3 separate regions of the Homo sapiens genome follow, and all the other regions are linked to region 2. The links are chromatin contacts, found by Hi-C or POLR2A ChIA-PET in ENCODE. All regions are on one chromosome and are shown on one strand. The core of a region is the stretch at or near the end of the contact, and the rest is flanking DNA. Distances in the headings are between cores, read along the strand shown. Region 1 overlaps HSPG2 (heparan sulfate proteoglycan 2). Region 2 overlaps LOC105376856 (a long non-coding RNA gene). Region 3 overlaps USP48 (ubiquitin specific peptidase 48).

Evidence for each region. A loop is a pair of places that touch in the nucleus more often than their neighbours do. ChIA-PET counts read pairs that join two places held with the same protein, here RNA polymerase II (POLR2A). Pooled maps may share reads with other maps.
Region 1: a pooled map of heart left ventricle shows a loop between it and region 2 (2.5-fold over the local background). The contact joins two enhancer-like sites. A Hi-C loop is called at or near these places in 1 of 168 maps with a recorded cell type or tissue (chondrocyte) and 1 of 50 pooled maps.
Region 3: a pooled map shows a loop between it and region 2 (2.0-fold over the local background). The contact joins two enhancer-like sites. A Hi-C loop is called at or near these places in 1 of 50 pooled maps. POLR2A ChIA-PET finds 5 or more read pairs at or near these places in 2 of 52 experiments (activated T-cell and activated naive CD8-positive, alpha-beta T cell).

What each region holds. Positions count from the first base shown.
Region 1 is chr1:21,893,291-21,896,560 of GRCh38, reverse strand. HSPG2 (heparan sulfate proteoglycan 2) reads left to right here. Exons shown (of 97, transcript NM_005529.7): 2 at 251-386; 3 at 595-639. Among named protein-coding and RNA genes, the nearest start is that of HSPG2, 42 kb to the left of the region's middle. Within about 2 kb of position 1,763, at least 5 of the 41 ENCODE cell types and tissues checked have a DNase peak (open chromatin) inside an H3K27ac peak, as active enhancers do.
Region 2 is chr1:22,413,049-22,416,541 of GRCh38, reverse strand. LOC105376856 (a long non-coding RNA gene) reads left to right here. Exons shown (of 3, transcript XR_947058.2): 3 at 1-211. Among named protein-coding and RNA genes, the nearest start is that of ZBTB40, 37 kb to the left of the region's middle. Within about 2 kb of position 2,086, at least 9 of the 41 ENCODE cell types and tissues checked have a DNase peak (open chromatin) inside an H3K27ac peak, as active enhancers do.
Region 3 is chr1:21,763,621-21,767,016 of GRCh38, reverse strand. The region is part of intron 1 of USP48 (ubiquitin specific peptidase 48); the gene reads left to right. Among named protein-coding and RNA genes, the nearest start is that of USP48, 18 kb to the left of the region's middle. Within about 2 kb of position 2,121, at least 18 of the 41 ENCODE cell types and tissues checked have a DNase peak (open chromatin) inside an H3K27ac peak, as active enhancers do.

The sequences.
Region 1 (3,270 bases), core at 514-3,013, 520 kb after region 2:
CTGCTTTATTTGAGGATTCATTCGGAAATAGCAGGGTTGGGCTCTGAAGCCTCCAGGGGCTAATGGGACTTGGGGAAACTGAATCAAAAGGGTTCAGCCCCAGCCTGGCTCACTGAGCCATACTAAGTCAAATTTAACCACTAAGGGGCCTGAAGGTGGGATTCTGGGTCCCCCTGGAAGTGAGGGGAAGGACCGTGGGGCTCAGTGGGAGCTGGAGAGAGTGACTCAATCAGCTCTCGTTTGCTTACAGGTGACCCATGGGCTGAGGGCATACGATGGCTTGTCTCTGCCTGAGGACATAGAGACCGTCACAGCAAGCCAAATGCGCTGGACACATTCGTACCTTTCTGATGATGAGGACATGCTGGCTGACAGCATCTCAGGAGGTGAGCCAAGGATCCAAGGCTGGGAGCAGAGGGGTGGGGGGTGAGACTGTGCTTCTTCCCACTGGCATGGGGGAGGAGGGTGACCGACCATTCCGAGCTTTCTCAACCCTGTCCCACTGTATACTAGGTGCCCAGAACAGTGCCTGACACCCAGTAGGTACTCAACAAATACTTGTTGTTGCTGATTACATCTCTTTTTTGCTTATAGACGACCTGGGCAGTGGGGACCTGGGCAGCGGGGACTTCCAGATGGGTAAGTTGCTGCAGGCCTCCTGCAGGTCTCCCTCCTGTCCCCCAGGGAAGCCCCAGAGCCAGTCTCCTGGGCTGAGGGCTCCTTGGGCCTGCCCTGGGGTACAAAGCAAGAAGAAGTGGGTGTGATCTCTTAACCTGCTGAGTGACAGTTGTGCAGACTGATTGGCAGGTCCCTGCAAGGCTGGTGTGGCCAGGTCCTGTGCTTGCCCATGCCACAGGCACAGGTATCAGGGCACTGGGCAGGTAAAGCCCAGTTCTGCTGGGGACTGACAGCCAGTCAGCTGTTTCACATTCAAAGCAAAGTTCTCACCTCCCAGGGCAGCTCAGCTGTTGAGTCCTTCCCCAGAGCCCTCCTGGGGGCACAGAGCTGGGGATCCCAGGCAAAGACAAGTGGAACAGAGGGGCTCTGTGGAATCGGGCATTCAGGCAGGCAGCAGGGCATGCAGAGCACAGATCGAGCCTGACGCTAGGCTTGGGAGAGAACCTTGCCTTAAGGTGGGTCATCGGCTGGGAAGCAAGGGTTCCTAGCTTAGGGAGGCAAGGCTAGGCTCTTGGAGGGAGGAGAGTCAGCCCCCACCCTGGTCAGACTGGCCCAGCACTGGGATGGGGACTTATAGTCCCTGCTTCCTTCCACTCTGGGATACTGGGTGGAGAAGGACCTACCCCAGGACAAGGCCCTGTGGCTCTTTATGGTTCCTACTGCCCTCTCTGGGAGGCAGCTCCTGGGACAATCTGTGACCAGGGCCAAGGATGGAGCAGGTGCTCAGGTCAGACCAACTACTGGGCCATCCCGTGGCATCCAGGGCTGCCTTCACCCTAGGCAGGCCTTGGCCAAATCTGGCCTGGGCCTACTTCAGGGGTGGAGTCACCTCCCTTTAGCTGACATATCCGGGGCCTTCAAATGCCAGTGGGTAGCATCCTAACTGGGTCAGTGTAGACAGGAGGGTAGGTCACTGGGTAACCTGGTCCTGACTGTGACCTCCCAGAGCCTGGACTTGGGGCTCTGCCTGAAGGTTTTCCATTTCCATGTGTAGGTCTCCACGAGGCTGCAGGATGCCTGGGAGCTGGGTGGGGCTTGGGAGAGGGAGTGTCAGGTGGGCCCCAGGCACACATGGCACGTCCCGTCCTGGAATGGCCTATGCTAATGTGTCCCTGGAGCTGCCTCTGGCCAAGCCAGGCTTGCCTCTGAGATCACCCTGTCCATTCATGAACCATCTCCAGCCCCTCCCCGGGGGCTGCCCACTGCAGCAGCTCTGCCCCAGCTGGGCAGTCCTGGCCAGCCCACCTGCCCTTCCTGAGAAGCAGCTGTGAGGGCAGACGAGGCCAGAGGGGGAAGAGGTGGGGAACAGGGCACAGCAGCTGTAGGGGGCCCAAGACCAGGGTAGGTGCCTTTCCTCGCAAGTGGGAACAGGTGGGGCCTCAGACCCTCCAGGCCAAACCCTGGCTCCTGCCAGCTGCCCTTGGGGCAGGTCCAGGCAGCTGGGCTGAATGCCAGTCAGGGAGGCAGCAGGTGTGCCTCCCTGATCCTGGGGTCCCAGGGTGCCCACTCAGACTTGACCAAGGGCAGTGCCCCCACTGCGCCCATGAGCCAGAGCCATCCTGCCTGTCATGGGGCCATGCCTAGCCTCTGGCCCAGTCCCAGACCCTGGACTCCAGCCCCTGAGATGGCTCTTCCCCTCCTCCCCCTGGGCATGGCTGTGGCTCCCTGGCTCAGCTCCAGCCCCCTGTGTGTCAAGACCCGTCCCTGATAGCCTCCCCTCCCTAGGACCCCTTCCCACGTCTCCTCCCCCAGTTTCTTTCCATGTTCTGACCTGTCTCTTTCTGTCTTCCCCCATGCCCGTGTGTCCTGCTCTGACCCTTGTCGGCATGTCTGTGTGTGTCCCCTGTCCTCCCTGCCCTGGGCCCTCTTCCCCACTCCTTGAGTGTCTGTCTCTGCGCCTCCTCCCTCTGCCTCATCCTGTTCTTCTCCCTCTCTCTGGCTCACCATCTCTGCTTCTGTCGCCCTCTGTCTTTCCCTCTCTCCCCTCTGCCTGTTCTTTTTTTTTTTTCTTTTTCCCTCTGCCTTTTTCTTCACCTTTGTCTTACCTTTTCTCTCTCATTCTCCCCCGCCCCACTTTCTTTATCTCTGTCTCTGTCTTTCTGTCTCTTTGTGTCTCCCTCTCTCTTGCAATGTCTCTGCCTCTCTCTCTGCTTCTCTCCATCTCGTCTCCCTCGCTGTCAATGTCCCTTCTTGCCTCCTTCTCTGTCTCTACTCTGCAGGCTCAGGGCAGCCCCTGGGCCGCCCGCCCGTGGCTGGCATGATGGTCTCGGAGCCTGATGAGGAGTCCCCTCTCAGTAAGTGACCCAGGCCCTGGCCAGGTGGGAGCGCTGCTCTCCCTCTGCCTCCCTCCCCATCCTCTCTCCCCACTCTTCCTTTTCTCTCCTTTCTCCCTGTTCTCTTCCTCCCCAACCTGCACTTTGCTGCGAGTCACACAAGAGGCTCAGAGGCACCTCCCTGCAGAGTCCAGGGGCTAGGCCAGCCACTGCCCCTGCCCAGGACACAGCCAGGCCCACCCTGGGCCCACAGATCTAAACACAGTGGGCTGGAACCCTGGCGGGCGTTCTTCCCCATGGGGTGTTGACGGGCAGAGAT
Region 2 (3,493 bases), core at 837-3,336:
GAGCTCTGGACAAATGGCTTTGTCTGTTCGATCCTCAGTTTTTGTATCTGCAGACTGTGGAGAGTGACCCACCTTATGGCACTGTTGTGAGAAGTGCTACAAATGAGAATGTACATGTGAGTGCTTCAAAGAACTCAGATGTTCTCCATGCCAGAGTGGGTTTTATTTATTTATTTATTTTTTGATGGAGTCTTGCTCTGTTGCCCAGGCTGGAGTGTGCAATGGTGCAATCTTAGCTCACTGCAACCTCTGCCTCCTGGGTTCAAGGAATTCTCCTGCCTCAGCCTTGCCGAGTAGCTGGGATTACAGGTGCACACCACCACACCCAGCTAATTTTTGTATTTTTAGTAGAGATGGGGTTTCACCATGTTGGCCAGGCTGGTCTCAAACTCCTAAACTCAAATGATCCACCTGCCTAGGCCTCAAAAAGTGCTGGAATTACAGGCATGAGCCATCTCACCTGGCTAATTTTTATATTGTTAGTAGAGAGAGGGTTTCACCATGTTGACCAGGCTGGTCTCAAACTCCTGACCCCAGATGATCTGCCCGCCTCTGCTTCCCAAAGTGCTGGGATTACAGGCATGAGCCACCGTGCCTGATCCGCCAGAGTAGGTCTTGATGGTTATCACCCTTGAAGAATCATCCAGTAACCCAAGGAGAAGATCATTTGGCTAGGGCCCCGTATGACCTTCAAACTGGCATAGGCACTGAACTGTTCCTTACGTTCTCACAACAGCCCCAAGAGGTATGAATTATTATCATCTCCATTTCATAGCTGGGAAAACCCAGGCTCAGAGAGGCGCCATAGCTCCCCCTGGGTCACCCAGCCACTGGGTGGCCTTACCGGAATTCAGACCCAGGTCTGTTTGGCTCCATAGACTTGCTTAAACTACTGGACTGTCCCGCACTGGCCCATGCCAAGTCAGGAAAGGGTTTGATGTGACCTACTAAAGTCCCTCGGGCTGAGGTTTCAGCTGAGTGTCCTTTATTTAGTCCTTTGGAGGTGTGGACCCGTATGTCTTTGGTATGGATCCACATTTCAGTGGGGTCAGTAACTCCCTGGATTGGTTTTGCCATTTTTTTTTCTCCCCTTGGACTTATACGCATGATTCTTCCCCCTCCCTGGGAAGCAGAGCTGGCCCTGTGACATAGGTGGCTTTACCTGCAGCTTGACCTCTTTACCTCTTTTTTTTTTTTTTTTTTTTTTGAGATGGAGTCTCACTCTGTTGCCCAGGCTGGAGTGCAGTGGTGCAATCTCGGCTCACTGCAACCTCTGCCTCCTAGGTTCAAGTGATTCTCCTGCCTCAGCCTTCCCAGTAGCTGGGACTACAGGCGCACACCACCACACCTGGCTAATTTTTGTGTTTTTAGTAGAGATGGCGTTTCACCATGTTGGCCAGGCTGGTCTCGAACTCCTGACCTCTCTCAGGCGATCTGGCCGCCTTGGCCTCCTAAATTGCTAGGATTACAGGCATGAGCCACGGCACCCGGCAACCTTCTCATATGAGTGGCAGATGGGTGGAAGAGGCTGGACTTATGTCCATTCACAGGCTCCCCACCCTGGTCAGGGTGCAGGGTATTTGCTGTGCTGGAGGACATACCTCCATGTTAAAATGCCCAGTTGAAGCCTTGTAGCTTTTTTCACTTCTTATTTTCTATCTTGATGAAAGATTGTGCTGTCGGCAGGGTTGTAGTTAAGTCGAAGTGTGGCTTTGTTTTCACAATTTCTGTTCACTTTCCTCCCACTCTTAGGCAGCTTGAGAAGGGTGGAGGGGTGGGGAAGGAGAGTGACAGTGGGTGCTGGAATCTCCCAGCCTGGGGGGTTCTTGAAGTTCCACAGTCATGGAATTGTGGCGCTGGAAGCGACCCTCCCAGGGCACAGAGGAGGCAACTGAGGCCCAGGGAGAGGACCCAGACCCTCCCAAGGTCGCCCAGCTAGTTAGCGACAGGCTGGGACCAGAATCTGCCTTTCTGCTGGTCCCACGCCAACACATTTGCTAAGTCACCCAAAGCCTGGAGTGTGGTTAGTTTAGAAAACTGAGACAAGGAGCCAGGGGATGGGACAGTGGAGCGGGGACAGGGAGGTGCTGACCTTGTGCTTTGAAAGCGCTAGTGGGGAGTTGCTTGTCTTCATCTGACGTCAGCCCCTGGACAAATAATGGCCACAGAAAGCAAATATTATGAGAGTCCTTGTGTAAACACGGAGCTGGTGTTTCAGTGTCAGAAATGGGCCGAGGACTCCAGGCTCTATCAGACCAGCTCCCCAGCGCTGCCTCTCAGCAAATGTACCTCTCCCTGCTGGGGAAGAAGGACCTTCAACAAAGATGGGGGGCAGAGTCCCCCTAAGAGGCCACAGTGGGGCAGAAAGGGAGAAGCTAGGAGGGTTCTGGGAGAACTGAGAAGATGCAGCATACCCAGGGACTAAATTAGTTTAGGGATGCAGGAAGAAAAACCTGTCAATTACCAGGCACCCATCCTGTGTCAGGCCTGACTGAGCCCTTTATAGACATTGTCTCATTTAATCTTCCCAGGAGCTCTAAGGGATAGGCATTGTTGTCCACATTTTGTAGATAAGTACATTGAGGCTCAGAGAGGTTAAGCAACTTGTCTGCAGTCACACAGGTGGGAAGTGATAGAACGGGGATTTGATCTCAAGTCTGTCTGAGTCCACTACCCTGGTGTGTTTTGCAGTCTGGACCAAGGGCCTTTCTTCATCAGAGTCACCAGGAAACCTTGTCAAAGAGGAGATACCCAGGCCTTGCACCAGCCTTTGGGGAGGGCCTGAGAGTGAGCATCTCCCAGGGAAGAGGAAGGAGGAAGGCTGCTAACACCTGGGAATAATCGCTCAATAGCAGGAGCAGCTAAATTTTTCCTTAAAGGGCTAGATACTAAATATTTTAGACTCTGCAGACCTTTAGTCTCTGTTGCAACTATTTGGCTCTGTTACCGTTGTGTGAAAGCAGCCACAGACAATACGTATGTGGATGAGGGTGGATGCATTCCAACAAAACTTTATTTACAAAGTGGCATGCTGGATTTGTCCCTGGTAGTTTGCTGCCCCTTGTCTATAGCATGCAAAGTGCCCCCATAGCCTGTCTCTCTGGTTGTCTTCCCAGCAGCCCTGTGAGGAGGGTATGATTTTCTCCGTTCTACAGATGAGGAGATGGAGGCCCGGGGAGGTTAGACATCCAGGGTCCCACAGAAAGTGGATGTCAGAGCTGGGAGTAGAATTAGACCTCCTGATCCCAGTTCAGTGTGCTGGAAAGTATGAGCCTGGTAAGAAGGTCTGGGCCAGGGAGATTGCTATTAAGTAATGAAAGCAGCCACCACTCACTGGGTACTTGCCATGTGCTGGGCACTGAGTCATGACCTCACATAAGCTGCTACCCAGATGTTGAATGTCATTGTCTCTGTCACATGGGGTGGTCACAGCCTCCCTGGGAGGTAGGAAGGCATCTGCAGCATGTCAAAACCAGCTTATCTCGGGTGCCCC
Region 3 (3,396 bases), core at 872-3,371, 650 kb after region 2:
TCTTGGCTCACTGCAACCTCCGCCTCCTGGGTGCAGGCGATTCTCCTGCCTCAGCCTCCCAAGTAGCTGGGTTTATAGATGCCCGCCACCACGCCGGCTAATTTTTGTATTTGTAGTAGAGACGGGGTTTTGCCATGTTGGCCAGGCTGATCTGGAACTCCTGACCTCAAGTTATCCACTCGACTCAGCTTCCCAAAGTGCTGGGTTACAGGCATGAGTCTCAGGAGGCTCGGGCAGGAGAATGTCTTGAGCCCGTTAGGTAGAGGTTGCAGTGCACTCCAGCCTGGGCAACAGAACGACACTCCATCTCATAAATAAATAAATAAAAACTAAGAAACTAAGAGGTGATGAGGAAGAAGCAGAACCTCTGTAAATGACCATTTGGAGTGAAATCCCTACCCCCTTTCCCATTCAAAGGATGAATCTTTGAACTGCATAGCAACTGTGAAATCTTTGATTATAAATTTTCCACTCATCGTGTGTACTCTTAAATGACAGATCATTGGAGATCTACCAAAACAGAACTGAAAGTGTATCTCCTACCTATAGTCAATATATTATAGAAGGAACTTAGTCATTCATACCCTTTGATACCTAGCCTACTACTTTTCTACTCCCTGAACACAATTTTTGACTTGTGGAACATTGTTTTTTTTTGTGCTGTGTCACCTAGGCTAGGGTGCAGTGCCATGATCTCAGCTCACTGCAACCTCCGCCTCCCGGGTTCAAGTGATTCTCATGACAGCCTCTGGAGTAGCTGGGATTACAAGCATTCGCCACCAAACCCAGCTAATTTTTATATTCTTAGTAGAAGTTTAGTAGGGTTTTGCCACGTTGGCCAGGCTGGTCTTGAACTCCTAGCCTCAAGTGATCCTCCCGCCTCGGCCTTTCAGAGTGCTGGGACTACGGGTGTGAGCCACCACATCCAGCCTGGAAAATCTTTTTGTTACAATTTTGGGCATCATTCCAGATTTCTCCTTTCCTTTCTTGCCTGTTGCATCTTATTAGTCCCCAGTTCTATTGATTTCTTCCCATCAATATGCTTGAACTTCCTCCATTCCTATTCCCACTGAATTGCCTTTTTTTTTTTTTTTTTTTTTTTTTTTTTTTTTTTTGGAGATGGAGTCTCACTTTGTTGCCCAGGCCGGAGCACCATGGGATCTCGGCTAACTGCAACCTCGGCTTCGTAGTTTCAAACTATTCTCCTGTCTCAGGTGATCCACTCACCTCAGCCTTCCAAAGGGCTAGGATTACGGGTGTGAGCCACCACACCCGGCCTAAATTGGCTTTTTAAGACCTCATCTTCCACTAGAAAAATTGTTAGTTATGTCTCACACCTTGTTTAGCTTCGGAACGTCTCATGCCTTGTTCAGCTTCGGGCTGTCCCCCCCTTTTTTTTTTTGACAGAGTCTCGCTCTGTCACCCAGACTTGAGTGCAGTGGCGTGATCTCGGCTCACTGCAACCTCCGCCTCCCGGGTTCAAGCGAGCCTTCTGCCTCAGTCTCTGGAGTAGGTGGGACTACAGGCGCGTGCCACCATGCCTGGCACATTTTTGAATTTTTAGTAGAGAACGGGGTTTCACCATATTAGCCAGGCTGGTCTCAAACTCCTGACCTCAAGTGATCCGCCTGCCTCGACCTCCCAAAATGCTGGGATTACAGGCATGAGCTACCACACCCCGCCCGGTCTGTCCTGTTTACTGCTGCCAAAGTGTGTCCCTGGCCTAAAATCACAGCAGATGTCTGCTTAGTACGTCATAACCAAACCTTTTGGAACCTATCCTCTGCCTAACACGTTGGTGTTCTCATACAGTGCAGTCTTGGAACAAAGTACCCATTAAATTATCTGAATTCCTTATCGTACTATGGCATTGCCATTGTGCTGTTATTACTCAAGTTTGGTGGACCTGTGCCCAGAAGTAGAATTATTGAAACAAAAACATTGTTGTCATTTAACATTTTTGAGATGTTTTCTTTAGTTATTTTTCCTGCAGGGTTATATGATATTTTGATTTATAAGAAATATATGCTTAGTCTTTGTACTACTTCTGGCACAGCTCCTAAAACCTTTGGGATCTCTGAAGTGACTAAGTGTCTTTTTGTATGCTAATGAAATGACTGATGGCTGGGAGCTCTTGGTAGCCTCCACATGGGCTGGTTGCCAGGAGAACCAACCACGATGAGAGGTTTAGAACTTTTTAGTCTGACCTCTGGGAGGGGAGAGGACTAAAGGTTGCTAATCTCCAGTGGCCAGTGATTCAATCAGTCATGCCTATGTAATCAAGTCTTTTTTTTTTTTTTTTTTTGAGACGGAGTGCCACTCTGTCACCCAGGCTGGTGTGGGGTGGCACAATCACGATCTCGGCTCACTGCAACCTCCGCCTCCCGGGTTCAAGCAGTTCTCTGCCTCAGCCTCCAGAGTAGCTGGGATTACAAGCACCTGCCACCATACCTGGCTAAGTTTTGTATTTTTAGTAGAGTCAGGGTTTCACCATCTTGGCCAGGTTGGTCTTGAACTCCTGACCTCATAATCCACCAGCCTCGGCCTCCCACTGCGCCCAGGCTTTTTTTTTTTTTTGGAGACAGGGTCTCTCTCTGATGCCCAGGCTGGAGTGCAGTGGCGTGATCTCAGCTCACTGCAGCCTCTGCCTCCCGGGTTCAAGCAATTCTCTTGTCTCAGCTTCCTGAGCAGCTGGGACTATAGGCATATGCCACCACACCTGGCTAATTTTTTGTATTTTTAGTAAAGATGGGTTTTCGCCATATTGGCCTGGCTGGTGTCAAATTCCTGGCCTCAAGTGATCTGCCTGCCTCAGCCTTGCAAATTGCTGGGACTACAGGTGTGAACCACTGCTCCCAGACACTGTCTCATATTTTGTGAAACACTCAACCTCCTTGATCTGTTTTGATAGTTGATAGACACAGGTACACATAACTGTTTTTCTACTGTAAGGAAATTGGCACACACATGATGATAAATGATCCTTGATACCTGGGGCCTACTCCTAAGGAGGGATAAAATGGAGTTAGGGGCATTGGAGAATGACGAATGGGAGAGGCTACAGCCCTCTGTGGTTGGCATTCTGCTGTGCTGCTAAGGCTGGCTTTAGAAGTAACAGCTTATAATTAGAACTGTGATTTGTGTCTGCCTGTCCATCCGTCCTCCCTCCCTCCCTCCCTTCCTTCCTCCCTTCCTTTTCTTGAAACAGAGTTTCTCTCTAGTTACCAGGGTTGGAGTGCAATGGCATGATCTCGGCTCACCGCACCCTCTGCCTCCTGGGTTCAAGTGATTCTCCTGCCTCAGCCTCCTGAGTAGCTGGAATTACAGGCATGTGCCACCACGCCTGGCTAATTTTTTGTATTTTTAGTAGAGACGAGGTTTCTCTATGTCAGCCAG